2 separate regions of the Homo sapiens genome follow, and region 2 is linked to region 1. Evidence: chromatin loops called from intact Hi-C (ENCODE). Cell type or tissue: B cell. All regions are shown on one strand. Links, peaks and the distances in the headings refer to the core of each region. The heading gives the core; the rest is flanking DNA.

Region 1 (7,785 bases), core at 1,668-6,667:
ACATATGCAAATCAATAAACGTAATCCATCACATAAACAGAACCAAAGACAAAAACCATATGATTATCTCAATAGATGCAGAAAAGGCCTTTGACAAAATTCAACAGCCCTTCATACTAAAAATTCTCAATAAACTAGGTATTGATGGCACATATCTCAAAATAATAAGAGCTATTTATGACAAACCCACAGCCAATATCATACTGAATGGGCAAAAACTGGAAGCATTCCCTTTGAAAACTGGCACAAGACAGGGATGCCCTCTCTCACCACTCCTATTCAACATAGTGTTGGAAGTTCTGGCCAGGGCAATCAGGCAGGAGAAGGAAATAAAGGGTATTCAATTAGGAAAAAAGGAAGTCAAATTGTCCCTGTTTACAGATGACATGATTGTGTATTTAGAAAACCCCACAGTCTCAGCCCAAAATCTCCTTAAGCTGATAAGCAACTTCAGCAGTCTCAGGATACAAAATCAACGTGCAAAAATCACAAGCATTCTTATACACCAATAACAGACAAACAGAGAGCCAAATCATGAGTGAACTCCCATTCACAATTGCTTCAAAGAGAATAAAATACCTAGGAATCCAACTTACAAGGGATGTGAAGGACCTCTTCAAGGAGAGGTACAAACCACCACTCAACAAAATAAAAGAGGACACAAACAAATGGAAGAACGTTCCATGCTCATGGGTAGGAATAATCAATATTGTGAAAATGGCCATACTGCCCAAGGTAATTTATAGATTCAATGCCTTCCCCATCAAGCTACCAATGATTTTCTTCACAGAATTGGAAAAAACTACTTTAAAGTTCATATGGAACCAAAGAAGAGACTGCATTGCCAAGACAATCCTAAGCCAAAAGAACAAAGCTGGAGGCATCATGCTACCTGACTTCAAACTACACTACAAGGCTACAGTAACCAAAACAGCATGCTACTGGTATCAAAACAGACATATAGACCAATGGAACAGTACAGAGCCCTCAGAAATAATACCACACATCTACAACCATCTGATCTTTGACAAACCTGACAAAAACAAGAAATGAGGAAAGGATTCCCTATTTAATAAATGGTGCTGGGAAAACTGTCTAGCCATATGCAGAAAGCTGAAACTGGATCCCTTCCTTACACCTTATACAAAAATTAACTCAAGATGGATTAAAGACTTAAACTAAGACCTTAAACCATAAAAACCCTAGAAGAAAACCTAGGCAATACCATTCAGGACATAGGCATGGGCAAGCACTTCATGACTAAAACACCAAAAGCAATGGCAACAAAAGCCAAAATTGACAAATGGGGTCTGATTAAACTAAAGAGCTTCTGCACAGCAAAGAATTACCAGAGTGAACAGACAACTTACAGAATGGGAGAAAATTTTTGCAATCTGCTCATCTGACAAAGGGCTAATATCCAGAATCTACAAAGAACTTAAACAAATTTACAAGAAAAAATCAAAGAACCCCATCACAAAGTGGGCAAAGGATATGAACAGACACTTCTCAAAAGAAGACATTTATGCAGCCAACAGACACATGAAAAAATGCTCATCATCACTGGCCATCAGAGAAATGCAAATCAAAGCCACAATGAGATACCATCTCACACCAGTTAGAATGGTGATCATTAAAAAGTCAGGAAATAACAGGTGCTGGAGAGGATGTGAAGAAATAGGAACACTTTTACACTGTTGGTGGGTTGAACGAACACTTTTACACTGTTAGTTCAACCACTGTGGAAGACAGTGTGGCGATTCCTCAAGGATCTAGAACTAGAAATACTATCTGACCCAGCCATCCTATTACTGGGTATATACCCAAAGGATTATAAATCATGCCACTATGAAGACACATGCACACGTATGTTTATTGTGGCACTATTCACAACAGCAATGACTTGGAACCAACCCAAATGTCCATCAATGATAGACTGGATTAAGAAAATGTGGCCCATATACACCATGGAATACTATGCAGCCATGAAAAAGGATGAGATCATGTCCTTTGTAGGGACATGGATGAAGCTGGAAACCATCATTCTGAGCAAACTATCGCAAGGGCAGAAAACCAAATACCGCATGTTCTCACTCATAGGTGAGAATTATACAATGAGAACACTTGGACACAGGGTGGGGAACATCACGCACCAGGGCCTGTCGTGTTGGTGGGGGTAGGGGGAGGGATAGCATTAGGAGAAATACCTAATGTAAATGATGAGTGAATGGGTGCAGCACACCAACATGGCACATGTATACATATGTAACAAACCTGCACATTGTACACATGTACAGTAGAACTTAAAGTATAATAAAAAAAAGAAAGGCATACATATAGACTCTAATATGATTTGAGAAAAAAATGAAGTCATTACATGACAACTTAAAGCAAAAGGAAGGCAAAGGATCTAATGCTAGAGTGTTTAACACCAGCAAAGGATGGTTTGATAATTTTAGGAAGAGGTTTGGCTTAATTGTCAAGGTAACAGAAGCAGCAGCTTCTGCCAACCAAGAGGCAGCAGACAGGTTCCCAGGTGCCATTAAGAAAATCCCTGGGGAGGATGGGTGTGGTGATTTAAGCCTGTAATCCCAGCACTTTGGGAGGTCAAGGCAGGTGGATCACCTGAGGTCAGGAGCTTGAGACCAGCCTGGCCAACATGGTGAAATGCTGTCTCTACTAAAAATACAAAAATTAGCTGGGCTTGGTGGTGGGCACCAGGAATGCCAGCTACTCGGAAGTCTGAGGCAGGAGAATCGCTTGAACCCAGGGGGCAGAGGTTGCAGTGGGCCGAGATCACACTACTTCACTCCAGCCTGGGCAAAAGAGCGAGCCTCCGTCGAAAAGAAAAGAAAAAAGCAGGAACAAAACCAACCTGGGAAGAAGTGATAGTGTCTGAACAGGTTTTTAAAGCATACAAAAGTGCTCTATTCCGGAAAAAAAAAAAAAAAAAGCCACAGAGGACATTTATTAGTAATGAAGAGAAGCAGGATTTAAGGCAGGAAATGATAAGCCAACTCTACTGTTTTGTGCAAACACAGTCAGGTTTATGATCAGGAATTCCCTTTTCTATAAAGCTGCTAATCCCTGAGGCTTAACAGGAGCAACAACAACAACAACAAAACAAAAAACAAAACAAAAAAAAGAAAACACCAGCTGCCATTCTTTTAGTTGTATAACAAGAAGGCCTAGACAATACAAATACTTTTTCTAGACTGGTTCCATCAATGCTTTGTCCCTGAATTTAGGAAGTACCTTGCCAGTAAAGGACTGCCTTTTAAACTACTTTTTAAAAATCTTTTTTCCCCTTTTTGTGGAGTACAGGGTCTTGCTATGTTGCCCAGGCAGGTATCAAGCTCCTCGGCTCAAGCTATCCTCCCACCTCAGCCTCCCTAAGTGCTGGGATTACAGGCATGAGCCACCATGCCCAGCCCCTTTCAAACTCTTTTGATATTGGACAATGCCCCCGGCACCCAAAACCCCTAAGTTCAACACTGAAAAGTTGGTCTACTTCTCCCCAGACACAACATCTCTAATCCAGTCTCTCTAGATCAGAGGGTCATAAGGACCTTTAATGCTCATTACACATGGTACTCTATGGAAAAGATTGTTGAACTACCAGAGAGAACCCTGCTAGAGAGAACATCAAGAAAGTCGAAGGATTACACCATTCATGATGCCACTGGTGTTACAGAAAAATCTGTTAAAGCCATCAAGCCCCAAATAATAAATTCCTACTGGAGAAAACCATGTCCAAATGTTGTGCATGACTTCACAGGATTTACAACAGAGCCAATCAAGGAAATCATGAAAGAGATTGTGAATATTACACAAAATTTAAGCACCAGTAGATGTCACCCCAGAGCAATTAACAGAAGATGACTGGGAGATGAGTGCTTCAGAACCAGGGCCAGGCAATGAGGAAGAAGACACAACAGTAGCTGCGTCAGAAAAGAAATTGACATTAGACCATCTGGAAGAAGGGTTTTGATTATTCAAGACTGCTTTTTGACTTCTTTTATGACACGGGACCCTTCTATGATACAGTCACTGAAACTAAAGCAAATGGTGGAAGGAGGATTGGTACCATATAGAAACATTTTTAGAGAAATGCAAAAGCAAAAAAAAAAAAGTCAGAAACTACAATGTATTTTTGTAAAGTTACACCAAGTGTGCATGTGTCTCCTACCTCCCCTTCCACCTCCTCCACCTTTCTGCCTCTGCCATCCCTGAGACAGCAAGACTAATCTGTCCTCTTCTTCTTTCTCCTCAACCTACTCAAAATAAAGTTGACAAGAATGAAGACCATTATGATGATCCATTTCCACTTAACAAACAGTAAATGTATTTTCTCTTCTGTATTTTTTAGCTTACTTTAAGAATATAGTATATAATACATATACAAAGTATGTGTTAACAGTTTATGGTACCAGTAATGTTTCTGATCAACAGTAAGGTACTAATAGCTAAGTTTTTTGGGAAGTCAAACTTATATGGAGATTTTTGACTCCACAGATGTCAGCACCTCTAACCCCCACATTTTCAATAGTCAACTGTGTTATTGCAATGTAAGTTTGTAATGCTACATTTTGTTTTCTACATAATTTAAGAGACTAATGCATTTTTAAAACAATTATTAGTTTACATTTTTGGACACAATGTACAAAGATGCATTTTTTTTTAACTTCAATAGCTGAAAGCAGTGGGGATGCAGCTGTAAATGAACAGAACTTGTATGTTATTGAAGTTATTAAAGCTGACATAAATTCAAATTATAGTGTTAAACTTTAGAATGTTCAGTGTAATATTCACAGTAACTGCAGAGAAAATAGTTATGGAATTTACACAAAAGGAGGTAAGGAAATTGAAATATCTCACTATTTAAAAAATTAAATATAAGAGTCAATGCAGAAAAAGACAAAAGAAGTTATAAGGCATATAAAAAACAAACAGCAAATGACAAAAATCCCTCATCAGTAATTACTTTAAATTTAAATGGATTAAACATTTCACTCAAAAGACAGTTTGGCAGAATAGATTTTTAAAAATGATCTAACCATATGCTGTCTATAAGAAACTCACTTTAGAATCCAAAGACATAAATAGGTTGAAAGTGAAAAGATATTTCATGCACATAGCAACCAAGAAGGGCAGGGATGGTAATACCATCAGATAAAACAAACTTTAAATTGGAAGAATCATAAGAGACAAAGAAAGAAAGGTGTTATATATTAATAAAAGATTCAATACAGTAAGAAGACATAACATAATAAACATTTACATACCTAATAACAGCTAATCAAAACATATGAAGCAAAAGGTGGCTGAACTGTATGGAGAAATACATATTTCCACAATGATAGAAACTTCAATATCTCATTCTCAATAATGGACAGAACGACCAGACAGAAGGAAATAGAGGACTTGAACAACACAATAAATCAGCTAGACCTAATAGACATATAGGACACTCTACCAACAAGAGAATATATATTTTTCTCAAGTACACATGGAACATTCTCCTGGATAGACTATAGCTTAGGCCATAAAGTCTCAACTGATTTTTAAAAGTATCATACAAATAATCTTCTCCAATCACAATAGGGTGAAGTTAGAGCTCAAAAACAGAAGGGAAATTGCAAAATTCAAATTCTCTAGAAACACAAAACTTACCAAGACTGAATCACCAAAAAAAAAAAAAAAAAAAAAAAAAAAATCTGAATAGACCTTATAACTTGTAAGGAGATTAAATCACCAACTGAAAACCTCCCAGTTAAGAAAAGCTCTGGACCTGATGGTTTCACAGGTAAATTCCAAACATTTAAAGAATAATTAACACCAATTCTTCTCAAACTTTTATCAGACATTTGAAGAGAAGGGAACATTTCCTAACTCATTCTATGAAGCCAGTATTGGCCTGATATCAGCAGGACAGTTCTCTGGGTGGCCTTGGACTGACAGAGTTCTTCTTTCTTAATTGTAGTTCAAGAATAACTACAGAATGTGCTGGGAGTGTAATATTCTGAGACAGGGAGGAACCGGCCAGAAAAGCCCAGGTCCTGATCCAGTCCCTACCTCCAGAGACAAGATGTCCTTCAACAGTTTTGCTCAGCATGTCACGTCACCCCAGTATGTCACGTCACCCCAAGGAAATCAAACCCAGGGTGGGCTACATGCCAGGTTGCCTCAGCTGCAGTGCAAAAGGAGCACACAAAGATGAGACTCCATGCACCCTGAGCAGCTTTTCTGAACTTTGGAAGACCGGCTCATAATGAATGTTAGTCTTTTGTTGTCCCTTGCTGCTTTTCTGTAAGTAATAAGCCCACTTCATGTAACTTGTATGTGTGTGTTCTGTCTTATCAGACTCAGACAAGCTGGTAACTAGTGCAGTGAACCTGCTTCACAATGCCAAAGCCAGAGAAAGACACCACAAGTAACGTGCAGACCAATCCTCCTTAATAACTTTGATGCAAAAATTCAACAAAATACTATTAGCAGACAGAATTAAGAAGCATTTTTAAACGAGTATGTGCCATGTCTGTATTAATTCATTCTCACATTGCTATAAAGAACTACCTGAGACTGGGTAATTTATGAGGAAAAGAGGTTTAATCAGCTCATGATTCCACAGGCTGTACCGGAAGCATGGCTGGGGAGGCCTCAGGAAACTTTTAGTCATGGTGGAAGAAGAGGAGAAAGGAGGCTCATCTTACATGACCAGAGTGGGAGGAAGAGAGAGAGAGGGAAGGGGGAAGTGTTACACACTTCTTTTTTTTTTTTGAGACAGAGTCTCACTCTGTCACCAGGCTGGAGTGCAATGGTGCGACCTTAGCTCAACTGCAACCTCCACCTCCCGGCTTCAAGTGATTCTCCTGCCTCAGCCTCCCAAGTTGCTGGGACTACAGGCGCACACCACCACGCCCAGCTAATTTTTGTATTTTTAGTAGAGACGGGGTTTCACCATGTTGGCCAGGATGGTCTCGATCTCTTGACCTCATGATCTGCCTGCTTTGGCCTCCCTAAGTGCTGAGATTACAGGCGTGACCCAACGTGCCTGGCTGCCACACACTTTTAAACAACCAGATCTCATGAGAACTCACTATCATGAGAACAGAAAGGGGGAAGTCCACTCCCATGATCCAATCACCTCCCACCAGGCCCCTCCTCCAACACTGGGGGTTACAATTCAACATGAGATTTGAGTGGGAACACAAATTCAAACGATATCAATGACCAAGTGGGACTTATTCCTAGAATTCAATGAAGACTCAATATACAAAAAGAAAAATCAATGTGATATACTGCATTAACAGAATGAAGGGGAGAGAAAACAAATGGTCATCTCTATTGGTGGAGAAAAATTATCTTACAAAATTCAACACCCTTTCATGGTAAAAACAGACCAGAAATATAAAGTATCTCAAAATAATAAATGCCATATATGAAAAATCCACAGCAAACATAATACTTAGTGGTAAAAGACCAAAAGCTTTCTGTTTAGGATGAGGAACAAGGCAAGGATGCTTGCTTTCACTTCTATTCAACATAATACTAGAAATGCTAGACAGAGCAATTAGTCAAAAAAAAAAATTACGTAAAGGCATCCAAATTGGGAAGGAAGAAAAATGATCTCTATTCACAGATGATGCAGTCTTCTATGTAAAAAACCCTAAAGATTTAACACAAAAAATGTTAGAACAAATTCCAATTAGCAGAATACAAAGTCAATATACACAAAAAGTGACATCCCTGCACACTAACGAGGAACAATCTAATCTGAAGAGG
Region 2 (7,785 bases), core at 1,563-6,562, 110 kb after region 1:
GGAGGCTGAGACAGGAGAATTGCCTGAACCCAAGAGGCGGAGGTTGCAGTGAGCCAAGATCGCACCACTGCACTCCAGCCTAGGTTACAGAGTGAAACTCTGTCACACACACACACACACACAAAATTACCTGTCCTGTGTCCCTTTCCCCATCCAGGGGTAATCTGGCGAACTAATCTGAGCTGTTAATGACTGATAGTGGCCAGTGTTATCTTGCTGGACACTTGCACTCCAGCAGGGATATTTTAAAGAATGGGCCTGGTAGAACACTCAGGTTCCATGAGAAGCTGCTGAAGGAGTCCTGATGCAGAGGGACCTCTCCTGCTGTTCTCCACACCACAACTCCCAGTCTGTGTGCCTCAGTAGTCCATTATGTCCTGCCCCAAAGGCAAAGGCCACTGCTGCTCCTGCCAGTGTGCGTCTTCCCTTCTTCACCCCCATCTCACCAGCCCAGACTTTGAGAATGGTCATTCGAATCCAGGGTTTCTCAACTTGGGCACTATGGATATTTGGAGCTGGATAATTCTGTTGTGGGGGAGTGGTGGGTCTGTCCTATGCATTATAGAATGTAGATGCCAGTAGATCCTCCCTGCCAGTCACGGCAATAAAAATTGCCTGCAAACATTGCCAGGTGTCCCTCGGGGTCGGGGCAACGCCATTGGTTCTCCTGGTTGAGAATCAACGTTCTGAGCCTACAAATTCCAATAGGCATCCCTGTAAGAAGAGCTAGCCACCATGAAATGTGTATCATTCACTACTTTAAATGTCTACCAGTGGAGTGTGGCAAAGCAAACTGACATGTAACCATCTGAAAGACCATTTTCTAAATGAAAGATCTTTGACATTGCGTAAACATCCCTACTCAAAAACAACTTTGAGGGAAAAAATGTCCAATATGAATATAGAAGCAAAATAAAATATTCATAACTTAAAAATCACATTAAAATAGCAGACTACAAAATGTATATGCACAGTGATTACAACTCTGTAAATGTTATACATCCATTTAAAAAGGACTAATCAAACATCTAATTGGATGAGACGACAGGATTATGAGTAAGTCACTCCTTTTACTAAAACTTTTGTTAACATGTGGGTAATTAACATAAAGCAAAGAACATGTATATTTCACAGTAATTTGCATCAATTGTAATTAGATGCAATTACCCTAAAATAGTCTATGTTTCTTTAGCCATTGTAGTCAGCAAAGGAGGAGGAGCACCTATGAACATCAAATACATGTTTTGCTTCTCGTTTGCTCCCTTGGTCTTCGCTTGGGGGAAACACTCCCTTCAGAGGAGAGACCAACTCCATCAGGCATCTCCTGAGGTCCTAGGAGTAGGGCTGGGAGAGGACAGCTGCTGGATAGACATTTGTTGACCTGAACTCACCTCCAATTTCCGTGTGGTGGTTTGAGGGTTACCACTTGAAGTATAATGGGTTTCTGTGTAGGAAGGAGCAAAAAGTTGCCTGCAAAAAATAAAAAGAGACATTTATATCATAAGTGGATGAACTCCACCCTCCTAGCAACAACGAGTGATTTTAACTGAACCAGGCAGGACTATCCCAAGCATCTCCATACAAAAGAAACTAGGCAGCCACAAGGGGCTAAGGAACAAAAAGGAAAACCATAAGTTTGTTATTAATTTTATATTTAATGTAAATTAAATATAATTTATCATCACTATGGGAACATCACTCCAACTAGATGGAATTGACAGAACTAAAGCAATGATCTTAATATTTGTCTGGGTCCTGGGAAAACAGACATGCAAACACATGCAAAATTTCCCGGGGCCTATGAACCCTGTTGTGTACCGTGGTTGATTTTTCCAGCACTGGATCTACCAATTTTTAGTATCAGCAGACCAATTTTTCTTTAAGGGAATAACTCTTCCCTGATGCATATTTTGGTGAGATTGTCAATCAAGGTGTCCTACTTGGCCCTGGCCAAGGGGTGACCTGTATTTCAAGCGAAGCCAGTGGAGAGATACTGCCAGGTCTGAACAGATGGAAGCAATGCATCTGTTCTTCTGTTCCTGCTACAAGGGTTCCCTAAGCTTCCGTTGCCTGCCCTTTCGGACACTTAGTGGTTCCGATTTCCTGAGACCTGGTAATTCTATGTTACTCTTCCAATAAATTCCTTTTTTTCTTTTCTAAACTTGGACATTGGTTTCTCTCACCACAGACCCCTTGAAGTACAGGTTAAGAATCCCCTCACCAAAGGCCAGGCAACTTCAAGAAATGTTCTTAGAATTTTCTCTAAAAATTAAAAGAAAAATATAAGAGTCAAATGGATGTTTCAACTATTAATAGTTCAGCCACATTAAAGGCAGAATTGATCTACAGAAAGTCAAGGTCAGCCAGGTGTGGTGGCTCACACCTGTAATCCCAGCACTTTGGGAGACTGAGGTGGGCAGATCACCTGAGGTCAGGAGTTCAAGACCAGCCTGGTTAACATGGTGAAACCCCATCTCTACTAAAATTACAAAAATTAGCCAGGTGTGGTAGCAGGTGCCTAGCTGGGAGGCTGAGGCAGGAGAACTGCTTGAACCTGGGGGGTGGAGGTTGCAGCGAGCCGAGATCACGTCATTGCACTCCAGCCTAGGTGACAAGAGCGAGACTCTGTCTCAAAAAAAAAAAAAAAAAGAGAGAGAGAAACAAATGCCCTTTGTTGATGGTGATTATCTCAGGGGTTGCAGAAGATGTTTACAATATAAGTTGCATATTTCTGAAGTTGGTTGACTTTTAAATTAACTGTCAGAGAGGTGTTTTGAAAACTGAAATTTTAATTTAAAACTGCTCTTAAAAAGAAGAAAATGTAGGCTGAGGCCAGCACAGAAAGCCAAAGGAATCTGCAGGGATAACCCAGGTTTTGAAAGAGGTGACATTTCCCAGCAAGAGAGGGTCATCGCAGAGGGTCTCTAGAATTCCTCTAGAGTCACTTCCAGCTCTAAGTTCTGGGATCGCTCAGATTTCCCTCCATCCCCAGTGTGTGGTCAGAAGGCAAATGCCACAAGAATTGTCTCCTGTACTATGTCAAGGCCTTCAACTTCTCGCCTTGGACAAGAAGAAAAGAAGCCCAACAGGAAAATGTAAAAATAAAGCAAAGCACAAACCCCAGCTTTGTGAAGAGAAATTCTCATTCACATGGAAACTTTGGGTCAGTGGCTAACCTGCCAGAATCTGTCTCCCAGTCCTTTCTCTTTCTCCTTAGCATCTAACTAGTCCAAGATTTGAGGGAGGAGTCACCCATTTGCCTGAGGGAGAAAAGCTGTAAGCCTCATGAGGGCAGAGGCCAAGCAGTTTTGCTCACTGGTTTATGTCAGTGCTTAACATTTGTTCAATGAGAAAACCACTTAACTAGTTACCGAATGAATGGATGGATGAGTAGTTCAGTGTACTAGCAGCTTAGAGCATGGTCTGGAGACTGGAAAACTGAAGTTTTGATTCCAGCTCTGACATTCACTGCCTCTACGGCCGTGAACAAGTACATGTATGTCTCTGAACCTTTGTTTCCTCTTACACAAAAAAGAGGATGATATACTCATTTGATAGGGCTGTGATGAGGATCAAACAACATAATAAATGTAGCAGACTTAATGCCATGCCTGGCACAAAGTGGAGCTGGGTAAAAGTTAGTGATAATCATTATTGCTTTCAACAGGGATTATGACAGAAGAACCCAGAAAGTTTCTCTCTCTAACTTTCCCCAGCCATGAACTCTCCAGTACATCACTTAAGAGAGGTGGTAAAACGCAATGTGCTCATTCCTGCAGCCCATTTCCTGGGTTTGCTTTCACAGACTGCGCCATGTACAGCTGGTCAGGAGTTCAGAGTTTAATAGTTCATTCCAGGTGCCAGTGGGGAAGTGTGAATTTTCCCACAGAAAATGCACTCCTGGTAAAAATATTCTCAGCCTCTTCTGAGACTTAGCAAGGGGGGAGAAATCATTCACCCAGTGACATTACCCCATCATCACAGGCCTCTCTGACCCTCAGCACTGAAAGGAACCCTAGAAATCATGTAGTCAAACCCCAATTACACTGTGAGCTCCCCAAAAACAGGGACCTTGTGTCTTTGAAGTCTTCTCCCCGGCCCCCAGCACCTAGCAAGCAGGCAGTACATGTGCATTCTGTGAATGAGTGAATAAACTCGCAAACGAATGAATGAACCTTTTATCTCGTGTAGGAATCTGCCAAATGGCTATTCACCACTGGACACCTCCAGGGAGAGGCTACTCCTGAGACTACCCACTCCATTTCTGACCACATACAGTAGTTTAATGTTTTACTCCGGATTAAAAACTACACCTCTGTCACTGGCACCCACAGGCCTTCATTCTGGCCTCTGAATCTACATAAAACAATCCGCTTTCATTTTCCACCTAATCACCCTTTCTGAAGCAGCAATATCAGCATCATCTAGAAACTAGTTAAAAATGCAAATTGCCAGGCTCCACCCAGACTCATGAATCAGACAGAAACTCTAGGGTTAGGGCCAGCCATCTGTTTGAACAACTCTGCAGCTCCCCCAAGCTAGGTCCACATACGCCCATGTGTCCAGGTGCTGCTCTCAGAACCAAAGGACGCTGCTGTCCCACAGAGAGGAGGGCACATGGTCACTGAGCAGCCCGGCCCAGCCCAGCTGCCCCATTCTCTGACCACATCTTGTTCTCATCTCCTCCCTGACGAGGGGCTGGCTCAGCAGACCGGCAGGAAGCCGTCTCTCACCATTGGATTGCATTAGGATTTTCAGGAAACGACTTGTGAGTGATGTGCATCCAGGAAGAGAAAGGACTGTGCAAGATTTCCCATTCCGCCCACTCCTTTTTTCTAGCTTTAAAAGAAAAGCAATTTCTGTTCTACCCTGCTGCCCCCTGCTCTGTCTGCTCTGTGCTCAGGAGCCCACGGACAGGCAGAAATCAGTAGGACACTCTGCCATGTCTCGGCACCATCATAATAATAGCCAGCACTAGAGTTGAGCAAAATCTGGGTCATTTAGATTCCAAAGTCCCTGAGCAAAACCTGCATCTTCAGACTCCCACCTAGGAAAATAAGCTACCCCCAAATACCGGACATAAAACATTAGGTCACTCTCTAGGGAAGAAGAACTGGAACCTGTACAAGCAGCCAGGCCCTGAAAGTACACTGCAGCCTGAAAACAGCTCAGACCCGTCTTTCCTAAGGCTCAGAAGCTTCAAACTCAGGACAATTCCTTTAAGTTCTATTTATCGTCAGACAAATTTCAAATGCCTCTCTAGGCTAAACCACCCTCTAGAGAGGAAGGAGCAGTGACACTAAAATGAATTTGCAAAACATCTTCTGGGAGCTCAAACCTTCTTCCTCCTGCTTCAGATAAGCAAACCAGTGAAGATAAAGTGATAACAATTTCCCATTTACCTTGAAAAACACCCTCTGCAGACGAGCTCAGCATAGGCGAGCATCACTCTGCTCATCTCAGTAGCAAGTTTTGCTGACACCTCCTTTCTCTGGGCCTTTCTCTATCTAATTCTTCCAAGAGTCTCCAGGCATTTATACCCTGATGATGCCTTGGGAGGTCCACTTTTCTGGTCTCTCTTATTTCACCTGGAGGGTCTTCATCCTGCCTATGTTAGTAATAATGTTCTCACCATGCGACTTAGCCCAACAACTGCACAACACCTGGAAAGACTGTTCAAAAATACACAATCCCCTCCCTTTTCTAGGGAAGGATTAAGAAATCTGTATTTTTAATAGTTTTTTTTTTTTCAGGTGATTTATGTTTTCGGGTTCTGGGAATTATTCTACTCCATTTGAGCAATTTTAACATTTTTAATTCTTTTTTTTATTTCTAGCCTCCTAATCACCTTCCAAAAGTCTAAAGATGGTGCTAACCCAGCATAGAGGGAAAGTCGGAATGCTTTGGTTTAAGCAGCAGCTGCACTAGGCAACTGCCCTTCCAAAGCCTGGAAATGAAGCAAAAGATGACTATGGTTCCTCTCAATGTCACACAAGCGTACAGCCAGGGCTGGGTGCAATGGCTCACGCCTCTAATCCCAGGACTTTGGGAGGCCGAGGCAGGTGGATCACACGAGGCCAGGAGTTCCAGACCAGCCTGGACAACAGGGCGAAAGCCCGTCTCTACAAAAAAAAATAGCCAGGTGTGGTGGCGCGCACCTGTAATCCCAGCTACTCAGGAGGCTGAGGCAGGAGAATCGCTTGAACTCGGGAGGCGGAAGCTGCAGTAAGCTGACATTGCACCACTGCACTCCAGCCTGAGTGACAGAGCCAGATTCTGTCTCAAAACATTAAATTAAAAAACACTAAGGGAGCACAGCCAAGCCTTAGACTCTCAGAGGCCTGTCTACGGTTCTCTGGACTTTATGGGAAGAGTGTGGCTTTGAAAGATGTACTATTTACAATTAATTAGGACAGCCCTTGTTCCACTCTGTAAAATCAGATGTTAACTTGTAAAAACTTAATAAGATACAACAGAAATGCAAATATTTCCATCTAGTAGAAAAGATAACCCCAAAGGTTATGATTTTACAGCCCCTAGGATATTAACTAGTTTTGTGTCTAATTTAGCAATCTTATCTCAGCATTCCTTTTTTCACTATTAAATACACACACACCGCCACACAAATACGTCTTAGTTTCCCTTATCCAATTTTAAACCAGTTTTATCATCTTGCTGGTTAGCCCATTAATTAGATAAATAAAACTTCGAGAAGTGCTCACTATGTATTTGTATAAAAATTGTTTTCACGTGAGCCACATAAACCCCCTCCATTTTCTAGACTGCAAAATGAACAGACTAATAATCACCATCAGTATCACAGCGATGCTGAGGATCAAATGAGAAAATACATTCAAATCCTAGCTCTTATAAGTCGTGTGAATTCAGACTGGTCAGTAACTTCTCCGTGCCTATGGTTTCTCATCATAAAATGAGGAGAATGACAAAATCTACTTCACAGTGCCCCTGTAAGATGTTAGAATAGTGCCTGGCATATAGGAAGATCATATGAACAAATGTGAAAGAATTATTTGTAAAGTAGAAAGTATTTGTGCTTTACAAATATTGCTATCATTTTCTCCAGCACTAGCTATATATACACGTGGCAAAATCTTGATCATTGTTAAATCTAGGTAATGGGCATCTGAGGTTTATAATACTAGTCTCTCTCCTTCTGGGTTTGTAAATTTTGACAATATTTTTTAACTGGCTAGGTGATACGGTGCAAGTCACAAACTACTCAGCCTCAGTTTCCCTTTCTATCAAGCAGAAATGGCAATGCCCAGGACAGACAGGTACTGGAAAGTGTCTCTGAAAAGCAGAGTGCTATTCTAATGTCATGGCCTGCACTAGTCTAGATTTGGGACAAAATAAATTCAGTGAGTATTGTTTTGTTTTCTAAGATGCTGAAAGAAAAGCAGGGAAGAGACAGCCAGAGCTGCTTCAGAACCAAGATTTCTACATCAGTACTCATTCCACCTCTGACTCCAAAGGAATGGAAACAAACCAACGTGCCAAAGGCATGGCCCTAAAGCCAAATAAGGGACTGATGAGTCCAGGGGGCTGCAAGCAGACACATTCCTTTATGAGGGAACAGAAAGGCGAAGGAAGGGGGAACTTTGGAGGTTGCTCCTAGAGTAAAAAATTGGGACCTCCTCCTATCCCAGGGACTCCCTTGAATAAGCACCATCGTTGCCAGAGGACCAGCTTTGGAAGCAACACTCCGAAGGCAAAAATGGCGCCATCCAGAAGCCTGGCAAAAGGCCAATGCTACTCAGTATGTTT

Evidence for each region. Peaks named below come from ENCODE experiments on the same cell type or tissue, not always from the same donor. Only the 100,000 strongest peaks of a DNase experiment are listed, where the experiment ranks them.
Region 2: it touches region 1 in a loop (2.6-fold over the local background); 2 of 110 quality-filtered maps call a loop at or near these places.

The regions. Positions count from the first base shown.
Region 1 is chr5:157,428,146-157,435,930 of GRCh38, forward strand. All of the region lies in intron 1 of NIPAL4-DT (NIPAL4 divergent transcript), which reads right to left. Among named protein-coding and RNA genes, the nearest start is that of NIPAL4-DT, 28 kb to the right of the region's middle. In B cell, for the core only: a CTCF peak has its summit at 3,828 (motif pointing right); a DNase peak (open chromatin) is centred at 3,896; H3K4me3 peaks cover 389 bases; H3K27ac peaks cover 625 bases.
Region 2 is chr5:157,536,522-157,544,306 of GRCh38, forward strand. It overlaps ADAM19 (ADAM metallopeptidase domain 19), which reads right to left. Exons shown (of 23, transcript NM_033274.5): 4 at 1,392-1,470. Among named protein-coding and RNA genes, the nearest start is that of ADAM19, 35 kb to the right of the region's middle. RefSeq lists enhancers at 4,256-4,375, 4,516-4,615, 5,026-5,085, 5,246-5,355. In B cell, for the core only: no CTCF peak of the experiment used is centred there; DNase peaks (open chromatin) are centred at 4,450 and 5,320; H3K4me3 peaks cover 1,618 bases; H3K27ac peaks cover 4,856 bases.